Linked DNA regions of Homo sapiens: region 1 is linked to region 2. A link is an interaction called in ENCODE POLR2A ChIA-PET data of the cell type or tissue named here. Cell type or tissue: B cell. All regions are shown on one strand. Each heading gives the region's core, and the rest is flanking DNA. Links, peaks and the distances in the headings are about the cores only.

The links. Peaks named below come from ENCODE experiments on the same cell type or tissue, not always from the same donor. Only the 100,000 strongest peaks of a DNase experiment are listed, where the experiment ranks them.
Region 1: POLR2A ChIA-PET joins it to region 2 with 6 read pairs; 2 of 35 experiments call an interaction of 5 or more read pairs at or near these places.

Annotation. Positions count from the first base shown.
Region 1 is chr13:50,007,330-50,010,243 of GRCh38, reverse strand. All of the region lies in intron 1 of TRIM13 (tripartite motif containing 13), which reads right to left. The region is part of intron 10 of DLEU2 (deleted in lymphocytic leukemia 2); the gene reads left to right. Among named protein-coding and RNA genes, the nearest start is that of KCNRG, 6.7 kb to the left of the region's middle. In B cell, for the core only: no CTCF peak of the experiment used is centred there; no DNase peak of the experiment used is centred there; H3K27ac peaks cover 555 bases.
Region 2 is chr13:50,990,846-50,993,759 of GRCh38, reverse strand. No RefSeq gene overlaps it. Among named protein-coding and RNA genes, the nearest start is that of RNASEH2B-AS1, 82 kb to the right of the region's middle. In B cell, for the core only: no CTCF peak of the experiment used is centred there; a DNase peak (open chromatin) is centred at 1,369; H3K4me3 peaks cover 348 bases; H3K27ac peaks cover 1,215 bases.

The DNA.
Region 1 (2,914 bases), core at 179-2,678, 980 kb after region 2:
CACCTCTACAAAAAAAATACCAAAAAAATTAGCCAGCCATGGTGGCATGCGCCTGTAGTCCCAACTACTCGGGAGGCTGAGGTATGAGAATCCCTTGAGCCCAGGAGGCAGAGGCTGCAGTGAGCCGAGATAGCACCACTGCACTCCAGCCTGGGCAACAGAGAGAGACCTTGCCTCAGGAAAAAAAAAAAAAAAAAAAAAAAGATTAAATTACCTGAAAAGGCTATTTAAATAATATTCCTTCCTTTACCAACTACATATCTGTGTAAGCCTAGATTTTTGTGTATTTCCTTTTCTTTTCTTTTTTTCTTAAGAGATGGGGTGTCTCACTCTGTCACCCAAGCTGGAGTGCACTGGCATGATCATAGCTCACTGCAGCCTTGAAATACTGGGCTCAAGTGAGATCCTCCCAAGTAACTACAGACTGCAGGTGTGCACCACCATGCCTTGCTAATTTTTAGTTTTAGTGTTTTTTGTTGTTGTTGTTTTTTTTTTTTTTTTTTTTTTGAGACGGAGTCTGACTCTGTCACCCAGGCTGGAGTGCAGTGGTGCTATCTTGGCTCACTGCAACCTCCACCTCCCGAGTTCAAGTGATTCTCCTGCCTCAGCCTCCCAAGTAGCTGGGCCTACAGGCACATACCACCACACGCAGGTAATTTTTGTATTTTTAGTAGAAACGGGGTTTCACCACGTTGGCCAGGCTGGTCTTGAACTCCTGACCTCAGGTGATCCATCCGCCTCAGCCTCCCAAAGTGCTGGGATTACAGGCGTGAGCCACCGCGCCTGGCCGTGGATTTTTTTATAGACAGGGTCTCACTATGTTGCCCAGGCAGGTCTAGAAATCCAGCCCTCAGGCAATCGTCCCACCTCCACCTCCCAAAGTGCTGGAATTACAGGCATGAGCCACCACACCCAGCCTTCTTCGTTTATTTCAACCAAAATAATATATTCCAACAGGTTAAATACAGAAGCAGACAAAAGACTCCAGCTGTCTTCTATTAAATAGCCATTCATTACAGGCCTCTATTGCAATGCCATGCTTCTCTTAATTTTGTTTTGGAAAATAGTTATTTTCCTAAATTATTTGTTAACTTGTAATGGGTTTATCATTGTTATTTTACGTGAGTATTTTTTAAAAATTGTTTTAATTTCTAATAGAGTAAATATCGACAGTACAAACATAAAGTTCTTGGGATTCTCTTTTTTTTTTTTTTTTTTTTTTTGAGACAGCTTTTTCACCCAGGCTGGAGTACAGCAGTGCAATCTCAGTCCCCTGCAACTTCTGCCTCTTGGACTCAAGCCATCCTCCTGCCTCAACCTCCAAGTAGCTGGGACTACAGGCACGCACCATCACACTCAGCTAATTTTTTTTTTCTTTGTAGTTTTTTTTTGTAGAGATGAGGTCTCACCATATTGCCTAGGCTAGTCTCAAATTGCTGGGCTCAAGTGATCCTCCCACCTCAGACTGCCAAAACACTGAGATTACAGGCCAGGATTCTCAATTTTTAAGAGTGTAAAAGTGTCCTAAGACCAAAATATTTGAGATCCCTAATACAGGCAATACCATTTCTCAATGCAGGTTTATTATTTTTAATTCTTATTTTGAGAGACAGGGTCTTGCTCTGTTGTCCAGGCTGGACTACAGTGGCCTAATTATAGCTTACTGCAGCCTCAAACTTCTGGGCTCAAGCAATCCTCCTGCCTCAGATTCCTAAGTAGCTAAGACTACAGGCATGCACCACCACGCCTGGCTACTTTTTTTTTTGTAGAGACCAGGTCTTACTAGCTGGCCTCAAGCAATCCTCCTGCCTCAGCCTCGCAAAGCACTGAGATCACAGGTGTGAGCCACTGCATCAGGCCACAAGTTTATTTTAAATATACATTCATCTCTATAGTTGTAAAACCAAAGAGTACTACATATTTCTACATTCAGTTTACTCAGGGATATATGCACATATCACATTATCAACAATATCACATTATCAACAATAACATATGACTTAATCGGTAGGCCATCTATGATAAAAAGTGAATACTTGGCCGGGCACGGGTGGCTCATGCCTGTAATCCCAGCACTTTGGGAGGCCGAGGCAGGCGGATCACGAGGTCAGGAGATCAAGACCATCCTGGCTAACACAGTAAAACCCCGTCTCTACTAAAAATACAAAAAAATTAGCTGGGCGTGGTGGCAGGCACCTGTAGTTCCAGCTACTTGGGAGGCTGAGGCAGGAGAATGGTGTGACCCCAGGAGGCAGAGCTTGCAGTTAGCCGAGACAGCGCCACTGCACTCCAGCCTGGGCAACACAGCAATACTCTGTCTCAAAAAAAAAAAAGCGAATACTTTTTTAACAGTAATTTCAACAGCCATACATGACTGGACTATATCTAGAAGGTAAACAGTATTTAAAGGACAAGCTGAGCTTGCAGGGTTAATTAGTTTATGGCTTTTTTTTTTTTTTTTGAGACTAAGTCTCACTCTTGTCACCCAGGCTGGAGTGCAATGGTGTGATCTTGGCTCACTGCAACCTCCGCCTCCCGGGTTCAAGCAATTCTCCTGCCTCAGCCTCCAGAGTAGCTGGGATTTACAGGCACCTGCCACCACGCCCAGCTAATTTTTGTATTTTTAGTAGAAACGGGGTTTCACCATGTTGGCCAAGCTGGTCTCAAACTCCTGACCCCAGGCAATCCACCCGCCTCCCAAACTGCTGGGATTACAGGGGTGAGCCACCGTGCCTGGCGTTTTTTTTTTTTTTTTGAGACAGAGTCTCACTGTTGCCCAGGCTGGGGTGCAGTGGTGCAATCTCGGCTCACTGCAATCTCTGCTGCCCAGGTTCAAGCAATTCTCCTGCCTCAGCCTCCCGAGTAGCTGGGATTACAGGCACCGGCCACCACGCCCGGCTAATTTTGTTGTATT
Region 2 (2,914 bases), core at 261-2,760:
AAAATCTTAAGGGCACACAGGAGCTTGTGATCCATTTAAGCTAGTACCTTACTTGTCCCAAGAGGCATTAACTGTCTCAGCAATTCCCAGGAGGGCACAGGCAGGACCTGGCTCTGTCTTCAGCCAATCCCAGGGCCTGGAGACAAAGGGAAAGTGACAAGGGTTGAATTCCTTGCTGCAATCTTTCTAGACAGCAACTGTGTTTGGTGTCTAGAAATGGACAGGTGTGACCTGCAGTCCAGCGGGAAACAGCAAGCTCAGATTAGACAAAGTGCAGAGTCAAGAGATGGGGGTTCTTGCCCAAGCTTTACCACCTGATACACCAGCTATAAAATGGGGTTAGTGACAGCTGCCCCACCTACCTCATAGTTTTATGTGTGCATGTGTGCGTGTGAGAATTCAGTGAAATCTAAGAGCACAAAGATAATGACAATGCTTACAGTAGTAATAACCACAGATGCTCCTCCACTTACGATGAGGGTTCTGTCCAGATAAACCCATTGTAAGCTGAAAATACAAAAATGCATCAGGTTTATATCCTGATAAAATGTTTATATCCTGATAAACCCATGGTAAAGTTGAAACTGTAAATCAAACTAGCTTAACTCAGATGCTCCTTGACACACGACAGGATTACTTCCCAACAAACCCACTGTAGAGTTGAAAAACTGTTAAATCAAACCATCAGGGGACCATCTGTACTAACATTTATGGAGCCTCAAACATGTGCCGGGCACTGGCCCTGCATGCATGTATGTTACACATTACTTCTGCTCCTGACAGCAACCCTATAAGACCACTATTCCAGTCCTTACTTGACAGACAAGGAAATGGGAACTCAGGGAGACTTAGTAGCCCAAGATGGCACCACTGGTGAGCAGCCAAAATAGGGAGCCTAAAGCTCAGTTATTACACCATCAAAAGAGGTGGGAAAGCCTGGTGGTATGGACCCGGGACTAGCTGTGCAACTTTGGCAAAGTTGCTTAACATCTCTGGGACTTGGCATCCTATTTGTAAAATAAGGGTAATCAGAGAACCTGCTGCATAGGGTTGTCATGAAGATTACCTGAGATGTCCACAAAACGCTTAGAGGCAGGGCCGACACTTTGGTAAGTGCTCCTTAAATGCTAGCATTTTAAAATTTTCTTAAATGCTCCTATTGAGTGACTGATCTCCCTGCTTAAGTGGAGGCAAGGAACGATGTTGGAGCTCACGCTCTTGTTACTTTAGTGATACGGTTTCCTTTGAAATCCTTAGCTCTGCTGTGAGTGAGAATCCCATACAGAACGAGGAACCCTGTTATGTGGTAGCATTGCCTGGGAGATAAAGAGCAAAACAGTTGGTGGGGTGGTGGCTTTCTGTTTCATTTTTAGAAAGAAGAAAAGCCAGAGCCTGTGGTTTTAGCCCCCAGCTGGCAGCTTGCTTTGCTTCCTTGGCCCTGATAGAATATGCCAGCTTAATGTTCATTTGTACCGACAACTGCCAGGAATTGTGAAGCAGGTGCTCTCATCCTGGGCTGAAAATGAAGAGAATTTTGCTCAATATTTATTAGGAGTAAAATAATAGTTTCCAGCTTTAAAGGAATGACTACATCTCCCCGCATTTGGTGTCACCCTGGAAACTATTTATTCTTTTGAGTAAACACTGCTGGAGACAAGCTTCAGGTGCCCAAGCAACCTAGCCAGGCTGATGAAGTGCTCTGTGAGCCCCCAGCACTCACTCGCACGGGCACCTTCATTCTCTCTTAGTCTGCTTCTCTGGGTTGGAGGCCTCAGGAGCCCTGGTACCAAGCTGGGTGTGTGAACACTCACTAAGAGGGCAGATTCACTTGAAGGAGGCCTGCACCTCTGCACACATCTGCAAGTGCTAGGCTCTAACACCAGCATCTGGTGGTCTGTCTGATGTCCACCAACCCCCACGTGTGGCTGTCACTCCAGACAACAGACTTGTTTACAAGCAGTGAATGCTTTGCTCAGCAGAGCAGGCAGAATGACCCCAGACCAAGCCCCTCTCAGCCTCAGAATCTTCAAGGATAGGAGCCCTCCCACACCTACAACCTGTCAGTTTCATTTGACTGCCCCCTTACTCCAGCTGCCTCCATCTCAGGCACCTGTTCAGGAGCATGGCAGACCAGGATCCCAGCAGATGGCTGGTCCTGCAGGCTGAGGACTGACAGACTCATTCGCCTGTGGCCCACAGAGACAGGCAGACATTGTCATTAGGAAGAATTGAAAACATTGTTCACTGCCCCTTTCCAGTGGGGCACAGAACTTAATCCCATGGCCTCTACAGCAGCCTGCGCCCCTCCTCTCAGCCTCTCCACATCAAGCCTTCCAGGCAACATTGGATCGTGGAGGTGAAGTTCACGGATGTGTGTGGAGGAGACAACAATGTGTCGGGTGTCCCCTCTGTCTCCCTGTCTTCTCCTTCGTGGACATCTGGAGACAGTTCTTGGACGCTCAGGGCTGGCCAAGGCCTGGAGTCTCACTCTTCCTCTGGGCTACGAGGACCTGCTTGTTCTTTACAATCACCCGTTCTCCCCCGCCCTTTCTTTTTCACCCTTTCTCTCTTTTCCAACTCCCCTTCAGCTCGAGTTGTGTGTGAGAGAAAGAAGGCGGCTCACGTGCCCGGCTGAGGAATGAGATCATTTCTCTCCCCGTGTAGCGGGCTTGCTGTCTGCTGGTCAGGGTTACTGGGAGAAAGCAGGCCAGCTCGCTCTCCACAGAGAGCCATCTGGCTCCAACAGACTCACGCGGATGCTAATCTATTGGTTTCTTTTTCTTTTATTCTTTCATTCTTTCTTTTTGTTTGCTCCCAAGGAACACTTCATCTGCAGCTGTAAATTCAGACCTGGCCCCGTGAAGGCGAGCGTTCATTCATGCACTTATTTATTCCTGCATTATGCCCCCTCGCC